Regions from separate parts of the Homo sapiens genome. Here all the other regions are linked to region 1. Evidence: chromatin contacts called from ENCODE Hi-C or POLR2A ChIA-PET data. All regions are on one chromosome and are shown on one strand. Each heading gives the region's core, a stretch centred on a gene start or an enhancer-like site at or near the end of the contact. The rest is flanking DNA. Distances are from core to core; before and after follow the strand shown.

Evidence for each region. Hi-C counts contacts between places; a loop is a spot of excess contacts on that map. ChIA-PET counts read pairs that join two places held with the same protein, here RNA polymerase II (POLR2A). Pooled maps may share reads with other maps.
Region 2: a pooled map shows a loop between it and region 1 (4-fold over the local background). The contact joins the enhancer-like site here to the promoter of CCNF in region 1. A Hi-C loop is called at or near these places in 2 of 50 pooled maps. POLR2A ChIA-PET finds 5 or more read pairs at or near these places in 4 of 52 experiments (BJ, HEK293, activated naive CD8-positive, alpha-beta T cell and 1 more).
Region 3: a map of sigmoid colon shows a loop between it and region 1 (6-fold over the local background). The contact joins the promoter of FLYWCH2 here to the promoter of CCNF in region 1. A Hi-C loop is called at or near these places in 1 of 168 maps with a recorded cell type or tissue (sigmoid colon), 1 of 37 single-sample maps with no recorded cell type and 10 of 50 pooled maps. POLR2A ChIA-PET finds 5 or more read pairs at or near these places in 2 of 52 experiments (GM12878 and T-cell).
Region 4: a loop to region 1 is called in a pooled map, with 6 times the contacts of the local background. The contact joins the promoter of ELOB here to the promoter of CCNF in region 1. A Hi-C loop is called at or near these places in 6 of 50 pooled maps.

What each region holds. Positions count from the first base shown.
Region 1 is chr16:2,428,066-2,430,761 of GRCh38, forward strand. It overlaps CCNF (cyclin F), which reads left to right and starts at 1,382. Exons shown (of 17, transcript NM_001761.3): 1 at 1,382-1,432. The coding sequence starts at 1,417. RefSeq lists enhancers at 443-1,022, 458-637 and silencers at 848-1,697, 1,708-1,757.
Region 2 is chr16:1,928,462-1,931,157 of GRCh38, forward strand. No RefSeq gene overlaps it. Among named protein-coding and RNA genes, the nearest start is that of HS3ST6, 11 kb to the left of the region's middle. Within about 2 kb of position 1,315, at least 21 of the 41 ENCODE cell types and tissues checked have a DNase peak (open chromatin) inside an H3K27ac peak, as active enhancers do.
Region 3 is chr16:2,881,898-2,884,593 of GRCh38, forward strand. It overlaps FLYWCH2 (FLYWCH family member 2), which reads left to right and starts at 1,318. Exons shown (of 4, transcript NM_138439.3): 1 at 1,318-1,469. RefSeq lists an enhancer at 235-735 and silencers at 464-933, 1,434-1,603, 1,694-1,753.
Region 4 is chr16:2,775,919-2,778,614 of GRCh38, forward strand. ELOB (elongin B) reads right to left here and starts at 1,362. Exons shown (of 4, transcript NM_007108.4): 1 at 1,319-1,362; 2 at 1,075-1,209. The coding sequence starts at 1,321. RefSeq lists a silencer at 1,353-1,482 and enhancers at 1,553-1,692, 2,340-2,696.

The DNA.
Region 1 (2,696 bases), core at 132-2,631:
AGGGGATAATAAATCTGGGGGCTGAGAACATGGGACATCTGGGGAGCAGGCCCCAAACTCGCTCAGCCTGTCCTCTCTTCACCCTCCTTCACCCGCTTCCTGATTCCGGGACAGGGAATATTCCCAACTTCCAGACCCTCTCTGGGGCCACGGACTCTTCTGTACCCTGTGCTGTGATCACCTGTTTACTCTGTCTCTTGCCCCAGGCCGGCTGAAGCCTGCACGCCAGGGCTCCTGTCTGTGTGCCCAGGGCAGGCCCAGTACTTGAAGGAGTTCTATGGGGACCCGGAAGGATGGAAGGGTGCAGACTGAGGGAAGCGTGAGGGAGGGGTGGGCAGCCTTGGCCCAGGCCCCTGCCTTCCCCAGGAAAAGCCCCCTCTGTCCTCCACCAGACAGTCAGGAGGCTGCGAGTCTTCCCCTTGACAGCCTGTGCCGTAAAAGGGGTGCGGTGTGGCTGACTCCTGAAGGACAGCTCAGATGGGCACTGCCCAAGACAAGAGTGAGCAGATACGACACTTCCCGCGGCGAGCAGCTCCAGGTAGCAGCCGAGGAGGCCAGACAGGGGGCAGCATCTGGCCAAAGTGATGGGGAGGGCTTGCCCCGGGGCTGGAGCACTGAGGCGTCCAGGGTGCGCCACGTTTCGCGGGAAGAAGGGGTCAGCGTTCCGCGGGGGAGACTTCCCAGCGTCAGCTCCGACCTCCTCTTTCTCTACCACGATCCCGGCCAGCATCCCCGCCCAGCAGCGGCTCAGCCACAAACCCAAGGGTCTCCACCTGAAGCAGGCGGCGGAAGGGAAGGCCGTGCAAGCTGGGGGTGAGGGTCGCGGGCCCAGGAGCGACCCCGGGACCCGGGCAGGGCACGGCCTCGTCTTAGAAGCGCCACGTCGAGGCTGTCCCAGGCTGGATCACGGCCGCGACTGCGAGGGACGCCAAGGAGTCCTCTTTCCCCTGGCCGCAGGCGTGCGCCTTCGCAGCCCATCTGGCACCGCAGATGCCGGTCGCCGGGGTCAGCGGCGAAGCCCGAACCCATGCGGCCGGGAGGGGACGCCCACAAACCCCTGCCCGCCGGCCGGGAAGCGCTCCTACGGGACCCCAGCCCCGTTGGGGAGGCGGGGCGGCCACGCGGGTTCCACCAATCAGCGGCCAATGTTCGAATTCGCGTCCTGGCGCGGCCAATGGCGGGTCCCGGAGCAGGCGGGGAGGGCGTGGAGGGCGGTAAATGAGGCGAGCACAGGGCGGGACATGGGCGGGGCCGGCGGCGGCCCCCCCGGGCAGGCCAATGGGAGGGCCGGGTGCGTTTGAAAACTGGGGTGGGCGGCGGGGCGGGGTCTGCGCCTGCGCGAGGGCTACGCGCGCTCCGGCCGGGGCGCGGGCGCGCTCTCAGGCGGGCTCCGGCGGCAGCGACGCGAGCGCGGCGATGGGGAGCGGCGGCGGTGAGTGCGGGGCGATGTCCGCTGGTTTCTGCCCCACACCCCTTCTGCCTGCCCTGCGGGGCGGACGGTGGGTCCCGCGGGAGGGGAGGCCCTGGCGGCCTGAAGAGGGCTGGCTCGAGCTCTTTAACCCGGGGCGGATGTCGCGTCCCGCGCAGGGAGCCCCGGCGGCCGGGCGCGCGGTTTAAATGCCCGGCGGGCGCCCGAGCCCCTCGGAGCCTTCCCCCGCGGCGACGTTTTCCGGCCCTTTCCTGGGGCAACGATCGGGTCCCGGGGCAGCGATCCGGCGATCGGGTCCCGGGGCGGCGATCGGGTCTCGGGGAGCCAAACACCAGCGCCTCCTGGTCGGGGAAAGGGCTGCGGAGCGCGTGGGGGCGAAGCGATCCCGCAGCCCGGCCGGGCCCTGACCGAGCCTCAGTCCAGCGGGGCCGTGGACCTAGCTCTGTGGAAAGCAGCGTTCGGCCCCGCGCGCGTTGAGGCACAGGAAACACGAACTGTGGTTTCAGCTATTATCATAGTATCTGTCCTGGAGCCGGAGAATGAGGAATATTTTATGGAGAGGTCTATAGAATCTTTGAGAATTCGTCGCCCTGGAATACGTTTGGCTTTTGCAGCTGATTTAATTGCTAACAGGAAGACCCCGGTCAAGAGAGGGGAGCCGGGAGCAATCGCTAGGAAGTCCTAGCAAGGCGGGGAGGGATTTGGGCCCACAGAGGGGAGTGGCGCTTCCTTTCAGGACTGGAAGGAAGGATGGATAGAAAGGTAGATTTGTAGATGGGGAGGCAGGATCCTGAGGTTCCTGTCTGAGGGCTTCTGTTTCCCTGTGAAATAAGGGCTAAGGTCATCTGCTTAGAGTGAGGAAGGGGTTGCTGGAGTAGGAGTTGGAAAATCCGGCTGTGGGAAGAGGAGAGAGCACATCTGAGAAGCATGTCCGGGCTGCCTGCCTGGTGGGTGGAATGCCCGTCTCACCTTTAATGATTGCATCTGTACACAAACCTACAGGTCTAGGTTTGTGTTGGGACCTGAGCAACAACCTTACTGCGTAGCTGTCAACTCCGCATTCTACAATAGAGGGCACACTGAGACTCTGCAGAGCTGAGACTTGGACGCACACTGCCCCGGCCTCCAAGTCTGTGGCTTCTCTCCAGGGCCGACCCTTCTAATTTGGACTTGAAAACCAGACTCTTCAAGCCCACAGATCTTTATTGAACATTATGCACCTTGGTCACGTGTGCAAAAAGCAAAGCTATCCAGCAAAGGCCCCAGG
Region 2 (2,696 bases), core at 65-2,564, 500 kb before region 1:
TCCCAGCATTCTGGGAAGCCGAGGTGGGGGATCCCTTGAGCCCAGGAATTCAAGATCAGCCTGGGCAACAAAGCCAGAGCACGTCTCTACAAAAAGTTTTTTTAAAAAATTAGCCAGGCACAGTGGCTCATGCCTGTAATCCCAGCACTTTGGGAGACCAAAGCGGGAGTGTCACTTGAGCCCAGGCGTTCCAGACTAGCCTGGACAACATGGCAAAACCCTGTCTCTACTAAAAATACAAAAATTAGCGGGGCGTAGTAGCACACCTGTAGTCCTAGCTATTCGGGAGGTTGACCTGGGAGGATCGCTTGAGTCCAGGAATTCAAGGCTGCAGTGATCCATGGTCATGCCACTGCACTCCAGCCCAGGCAACAGAGAAACCCCCTTCTCAAGAAGAAACAACCAGGCCCGGCGCGGTAGCTCATGCCTGTAATCCCAGCACTTTGGGAGGCCCTGCTGGGCGGATCATGAGGTCAGGAGATCGAGACCATCCTGGCTAACACAGTGAAACCCCGGCTCTACCAAAAATACAAAAAAATTAGCCGGGCGCAGTGGTGGGCGCCTGTAGTCCCAGCTACTCGGGAGGCTGAGGCACGAGAATGGCGTGAACCCGGGAGGCGGAGCTTGCAGTGAGCCGAGATCGCGCCACTGCACTCCAGCCTGGGCGGCAGTGCCAGACTCCGTCTCAAAAAAAAAAAAAAAAAGAAACAACCCCAAACTGTAATTATGATAAACAACACCGATCTCATTTATGGAGTAGGAAATCAAGCTGGAGAGGTGGGGTCAGCCTAGGTCAGAGCAGGCAAGGACTGTGGGAACCTCTGAGGGAGGGACCTGGTCTGGTTATTATTTTGCAGAGAGGACTCTGGTTGGGGGAAGGCAGCCAGGAGCTGCCTGGGTTGTAGCGGGGAGAGGTGGGCGGAGGAAAGAGGCCTGGGATGTGGAACCCTAGGATCTAGCCCTGAGGGCGGGCCAGGTCCGGGCAGCCTGGGTCCCACGCAGCTGCCCTGAAGAAGGGGCTGGGGGCGTCCTGCCTCCACCCGCGCCCCCAACCACGCCTGCCGTTCCCACCGGCCGCGCCACCCCCGCCCCCGCCCCTGGCTCTGTCCTCCGGTGACCCTGGAAGGGGCACCCGTGGCTGCGACTGCACTCCCTGTAGCGGTCACTTCGTGAAGCCCGGCAAACCCCCTGCAGCTGCCCCTGGCACCCTCAGACGACCAGAGGCCTCGGCCTGGGTCCCCAGCACCGGCCCAAGGGCGGGCGTGGCCGAGGCGGTTTCTCTGCGCGGACGCTCGCTGCCTCCGCCGCAACCCCCGCGGCCACCCGGGGAACTGCAGCGCCGTCAGGCCCCCCGCCGCGCCTGCGCACGCAGACCACCCGGCCTGGCAGCACCGAGCGAGCGTGCCCCCTGCTGGTCAGTCCTGCGCACGGTCCCGCGCCCGGGCCCGGGAGGCCGCCTCGAGGGCCGGGGCTTGCACGTGGCCTCGGCGCCTTCGCCGACCCTACCGGACGCCCCCTCCTCCCACCTGCCGACCCGTCCGCGGGTAGGAGCCTCCCGGGAGCTGCCCACGGCCCCCACCCCCACCAGGGGCCACAGCCCCACCAGGGCCAGGCTCTGCGCGGCACCTGCCACTGAGAGAGCGGAAAGCGGTGGTTGAGCAAGGGTCTGAAGTATGGTCTGTTCCCCCATACGGGCCGCAGACGCTTCCTGGTGGCTGCTCTGAGCCAGGCCTGGGCCCCGGCGAGGGATCACGGTGTCTCAGACAGAGTTCCTTTTTATTCCCCATCCCTCGCCCGAGGTGACGGCCCAGCCGTGCCCAGGCCTGCCCGCTGCCCCTGAACCCAACCCTTGAGGGGCAAGGCCGTGCCCTGGGGAGGAAGGGGCTGCCCCCTCAGAGTCTGCTGTTCCTCAAGGAAGACGCGGGGGCAGCCGCAAGGATGGGGTATCACCCAGCAGGAGCGGGAGGGTAAGGTGACTGATTCCACACCAGACGCTCCATTGCTGGAAACACCACCCCCTCCTCCGGTGACCTGGCATACAGACCTTGCCCACAGCCATCCCTCCCTGGACTCTCAATGTGAGGGGGCCTTGGGGTCCTGCGGTTCACCCGTCTCCCCACTCAAGCAGTCTGCTTGCCGGCACCCCCCCCACCTCCTGAGCCCACTTGCCCCCTCCCACCCCCACCTCCCTACCACATCTTTTTTTTTTTTTTTTTCCTGAGACGGAGATTTGCTCTTGTTGCCCAGGCTGGAGTACAATGGTGTCATCTCGGCTCACCACAACCTCCCTGAGCCTCAGCCTCCCAGGCTGAGCCTGAGCCTCCCAGGTTCAAGCGATTCTCCTGCCTCAGCCTCCCGAGTAGCTGGTGTAGGGAAAAGAAAGAGAGATCAGACTGTTACTGTGTCTATGTAGAAAGGGAAGACATAAGAGACTCCATTTGAAAAAGACCTGTACTTTAAATAATTGCTTTGCTGAGATGTTGTTAATTTGTAGCTTTGCCCCAGCCACTTTGACCCAACCACTTTGATCCAATCTGGAGCTCACAAAAACATGTGCTGTATGAAATCAAGGTTTAAGGGATGTAGGGCTGTGCAGGACGTGCCTTGTTAACAAAATGCTTACAAGCAGTATACTTGGTAAAAGTCATTGCCATTCTCCAGTCTCAATAAACCAGGGGCACAATGCACTGTGGAAA
Region 3 (2,696 bases), core at 68-2,567, 450 kb after region 1:
GAAGTTCAATACCAGCCTGGCCAACATGGTGAAACCCGTCTCTACTAAAAGTACAAAAATTAGCCGGGCGTGGTGGCGGGCGCCCGTAATCCCGGCTACTCAGTAGGCTGAGGCATGAGAATTGCTTGAACCCGGGAGGCAGAGGTTGCAGCGAGCCGAGATCACGCCACTGCACTCCAGCCTGAGCGACAGAGCGCAATTCTCGTTTCTAAAAAAAAAAAAAAAGCACAAAGGCCTTGAATGACACCAGACAATGCCCGGGGAGATAGGATAGTGGGATGGGGGCAGCGGGAGCCTTGGTAGCGGAGTCCACGGTGGGATTCAGAGACCTGCAGAGCCAGGGCCGGGAGGGGCAGGGCAGAGGAAGGGCGTGCAGCGACGCTGGCATTCGGACGTGAGAAGGCGGAAGGTGCGGGAGGCCCCAGAGGATCTCGACCTGGACCCTGGAGCCCTGGGGCGGTGGCACATTCAGCGGCCGCTTTAGAGCGAGGGGGGCGGGGCGCGGAGCCAGGCTTAGGGGGACCAAGGTGGCCGGGGTAGTGGGGGCGACCCCGCGGGGCTGGGAGAGCCGCGGTGAGCCTAGGGGGCTGTGCGGGGGCCGCTCTGGACGCTGCAGCCAAGTGTCCCAGGAAAGCAGCGCCCAGGGCCCCACAGCTCCCTGTGCCCGGACCCAGCCCAGTCCCACTGCAGTGGGTGGCTGGAGGATGGCGAGTGTCCCGGGCACCCCTTGGGCCGGGTGAACGTGGTTGGGCACGGAGAGGGCGGGGCCCGTGGGCACGGGTGGGCCCAATGGGCCAGGGCTGGACCAATAACGAGAAAGGATGAATGGACAGGGGCTGAACTACAGAGAGAGGGCGGGACTATTGGGCGAGGGCTGGACCAATGGGCAGGGGCTAAACTAATAGACGAGGGCTGGACCAATGGCGCGGATGAGGCTGCTGCGTCGTCAAGGATGCAGAGCTTAAAGCAAGGCAGTGGCTTCCATGAGCCTAAACACCTTCCCTCCGCACGCTCGGTATCGCGACGGGGGAGAGCAAAACCTTTAAACAAATGCTCCAGTTTTCCCCGCAGAGAGCCGGAGTCAAATCCGTGAGGAAGCCCGGGGGTCGCAGTGAAGCCCAACCCACTGGTGCTGGGATAACCTCGCCCGCAACCCGGATCCAGGCCGCAGGTCCCCCGAGGCTCCGCCCCTGACGGCGACACTCAATCCCGGGTGTCCCCGCCCCCTTACTGAATTTTGGCCCCGCCTCCGCCCTCCGATTGGCCGGACGCCAGCTCTACGCCGCACGGGCAAGACGCGGAGGAGCGGCCCCAGCCAGAAGACAGGGCACCCGCGGCCTTGCTGCGCATGCTCGCGCTGTGACCCCGGCTTGAGGTAACAGCGCGAGCTGAGGCTGGGGCCCTTGGCGCGGAGGCTGAGGGACCCGCCGCGGCGCTGTCGCCGGAGAGGGAGGGCACCGCTGTCGTCGGTGAGGACGGGCCCTGGCGGGCGGGGAGGGTCCTGCGTCCTCGGCATGGACGAGTCCCCGGCCCGGCTCTCTCGGGGGTCCCGAGGGCTGCGGGTGCTGAGGAGGGGTCCGCGTCCTGGTGCTCAGGCCGCCTCCTGTGGGGTCTCCCGCGATTCCCTCTTTGCCTCTCGCCCCTCCTTCCCCACCCCCTCCAGTCCCTTGTCCAAAGCCTCAACACCCCCACACGAAGGAGGTCCGCACTCGCCCGCCGGTCCCTGGCCGTGTCCGCCGCGCCCAGCGCTGCCTTCCCGGCACCCCCCAACCCCCGCCGGCCTCGTCCCACGGTTGCAGCTCGGGAGGTCCCTGCAGGGACGGCAGCGAGTTGGAGGCGTGAGATACTGGGGCGGGGGAGACACTCGGGGCCTCAGGGTGTGGGTATTCTTGAGAGAGGAGAGAGCCGGGGAGCTGGGACCATTTGGGCGCAGCCCAGCCCGCGTTTGATGCCAATTGCATTGGGTAAAGGAGTGAAATAAAGATTCTGAGCCCTGGTGATTAGGGGAAGGAGCTGCCATGGCTGAAATTGCCATGGTGGGGAAGCTCCGCGCTGCACACCTTAGAGTAGCAGTTCTTGGCCTTCTTGGGGCAGGGGTCACTGCCGGTTTTTTAAATCTCCCTGTGAGGACGTGTACTGCACACCTTAGTGTCCCGTCATCCTGTCGGGGTCAATAACAGCCCCGCTGTGGACTGCGTGGAGCAGTAATTATTGGGGAGCAGCTGTCCATATCGTCTGGGAACTTTTGCGATGACTTCACCCTTGCCTGTCATCTATTAACAGCCCCTGATAAATTCACCACTATTTCCGTTACGCAGATGAAACCTGCTGGGAGGGTAAGGGATTTGTCCTCGCGGCTGAGGATGCCGGTGCTGGTGGACATTAGTGATGTTTCTCCCCCGTGCGTATGAAGATGATTCTGTGGGTCCACCATGAGGCACCAGGCAGGGGTCCTGTCGTCCAGAACATCGTCAGTGAGGGATTGAACCTTGTATTAGTTTCCTGTTGCTGTCCTAACAAATAAGGTGGCTTAAAGCAACACAGGCCGGGCGCGGTGGTTCACGCCTGTAATCCTAGCACTTTGGGAGGCCGAGGCAGGCAGATCACAAGGTCAGGAGATAGAGACCATTCTGACTAACATGGTGAAACCCCGTCTCTACTAAAAAAAAAAAAAAAAAAATACAAAAATTAGTCGG
Region 4 (2,696 bases), core at 112-2,611, 350 kb after region 1:
CCAGGCATGCAGTGGCACAGACCCAACATAAGCGCTATCATAGCCCCCTCCAGCTTGGAACTCCTGGGCTCAAGCAATTCTCCTGCCTCAGCCTTCAGAGTAGCTGGGACTACAGGACCATGCCACCACGGCTGGCTGGTAGTTGAGCCTTTTGATGCAAAGTTTCCTCATCTGTAAACTAGGAATTACCAGAATTCTCAATTCGTAGGGCCACCAGAGGGTTTCAATGAGCTAGGAAGAAACATAAAGCACTAAGTAGACATGTGGCACACGGGACATGCACAGGCACGGTCATTTAATATTTGCTAAGTCCCAGTAGTTATGAGTGAGGAAAGGCCTTTAGAGACCATGGGAGCTGAGGCTCTGAGCCTGGAGCTAAAAGTCAGTTTCCCAGTTTCCAGCTCTAGAATCTGAACAATGCACTTGGGCGACAACCTCACAATGTTGGGAGACGTAAATCAGAGGCTGATGCATCTGACTCCCCAATGCAGACCCCAAACCCCAAGCCATTCTGACTGAATAATCTCAGTTCGTTTGCAAGGGGAAAGGGGGGCTTCTAGGACATCAGCAGGAGGTCGGGAGGTAATAACAAACGGTTGCTTGGTGAAGAACGAGTGGGACCTGACTTTCTTTGCATTCACTGAGTTCCCCACCCTCCACCCGAAGGAGTGTCCGGGGGGACAGCGTGATTCCGATGGGCCTGCGAAGAAGGGTGGGGATTAAGGGGTCGTGGTTCGAACCCTGGCGCTGCCAATGACCTTTGGCTGGTTAAGCGACCAAGCCGAACCTCAATTTCGTCAACTGCACGGCGCGGGCGATACCGTTGCAGGGGTTGCATGCCACGGTGCCCTCGGCGCCCGGGGCCCGGCACGAGGTCTAAACATCGCCCCCGGACCGGAGATCCCCGCGGCGAGCGCAGCTCGCGCTTCACCCGCACAACGGATGTCCCAGTCCCGCGGCTCGGGCGCCCGCAGGCGTCGCCGGCCGCTACTGTTTACATCGCGGACAGCGTAGGCGTCAGCCCCGTGCCCGGCGCCGGGTACCCGCTCCCCTCGGCCCGCCCGCGGGACCCACCTTGTACAGCCGCTGCTCGTCAGGAGGCCGCTTGAGGATGCCCTCGACGATGCGCTTCAGTTCGAACACCGTGCTGGACTCCTTGGCGTCCGTGAAGATGGTGGTCTTGTGGCGCCGGATCATGAGGAACACGTCCTGGGGGCGGCGGGCCGGCGTGAGCACGAAGCCCGGGCCCCCCGCGCGGCCCAGCCGCCCCCCGCCGCCCCCGGCCCGGCCCGGCCGCCCCTCCCCCACGCCCGCTCACCATCGCGGCTGCTGCCTCTCCCCTCGACGCGCCGGCGCAGCCGCGCTCCGCCCCGTTCCCGGCAGCCCGCGCGTGGCCCAGCATGCCCCGCGCCGCGTCCCTTCCCCCGGCGCAGCCCCGCCCCGTGCCGCCCCGCAGCCGCCGCCATTTTAAGTGATCTGGAAGCGGGCGGTATCGAGGGGCGTGCGGCCGCCATCCCGACGGCGGGCATGGCCTTTGGAGGCGGTGGCGCCGTCTTGGGACTGGCAGAGGGGAGGTCCCCGTGTTGGTGCGGTCCGGCGGGCTCCAAGCTCGGGCACACCGAGCTCGGGGCCGTCTTGTCGCGGCGTAGTCGTGGCCGCCATCTTGGGCAGGCTCCGCATTTGGGGTCTTCTGGCCGCCGTGCTGGGGACAGTCACCCCCGCTCCCTGACCCGGGCTGGATGCGAGGACTGTCGCCGCTCAGAGGGGCTTATGACCTGTGAAGAGCCCTGGGGGCTGCTGTTGGGCTTAGGGATGGCCCGGGCGAACTCCTTGGGCTAGAAGAGGAGGCACGGGAGCGGTTGGCGACCGCTCTTCGCAGGAGGAGGGAAGGGGCAGCTCCTTGCCCCAGGAGCCCTGGGCGCCTGTCCGCCTTCCTGCTTGGCTGCATTTCGGCTCTGAAAAGGCCTAGAGACTTGATTCTCCTGGCTGGCCGCTCTTTCCACCAAGGCCCTGTTTCCTGAATGCTGGACACTATCCTGCATCGCCCCAAGTTACATTTACATGAGAGTGAGGGCCCCCCACTTGACCTCTCCCTTGCAGAGACACCCCAGGCTGGGTCGTGCTGGGCGGGTGTCGGAGGCGGCGTTGGAGAGATGAGCCAGAGGGTGGCCCTGGACGCCAAACCGCCCTGCAGTCCTCCGAGCTGCGCTTTGAGGGCTGTTGAGAGAGGGGTGGAAGGTGGAGGTGCGATTTTTGCCTCGGCATCTAGAGAGGCGAAGGAGCAGCCCTGGGCTCCGCTGCTGACTGTGGCCATGGGCCGTTAACCTCATCAAAGCCCAGTTTCCTCCTGTTGTAGATGGGAGAGGAACAGTTTTTGAACTGCGTAGAACCTCGGCAAGTCTTAGCGCTGCATTTGTGTTTTCTAAGCTGTAATTCTAGTTATTGCTACTTTTGACTTGTGGAATGTGGCTCCTCCCTGGGGAGTCCTCCAAAGTCCCTTCCCTCGTGTGACTTCCTTCACTGCGGTTCACTGCAGCCCCTACCCCCGCTCCCAGGGTCCTCAGCATCGCAGTCCCTGCAGAACCTGTCTCTTCTTCATGACGTGAGTCATGAGGCATTGGACAGGTAATTGCTGGGAAGAGCTCTTGGCCAGGCTAAAATTTCTTTCTCAGTCGCAGTGTCTGGCTGGGGGCGGT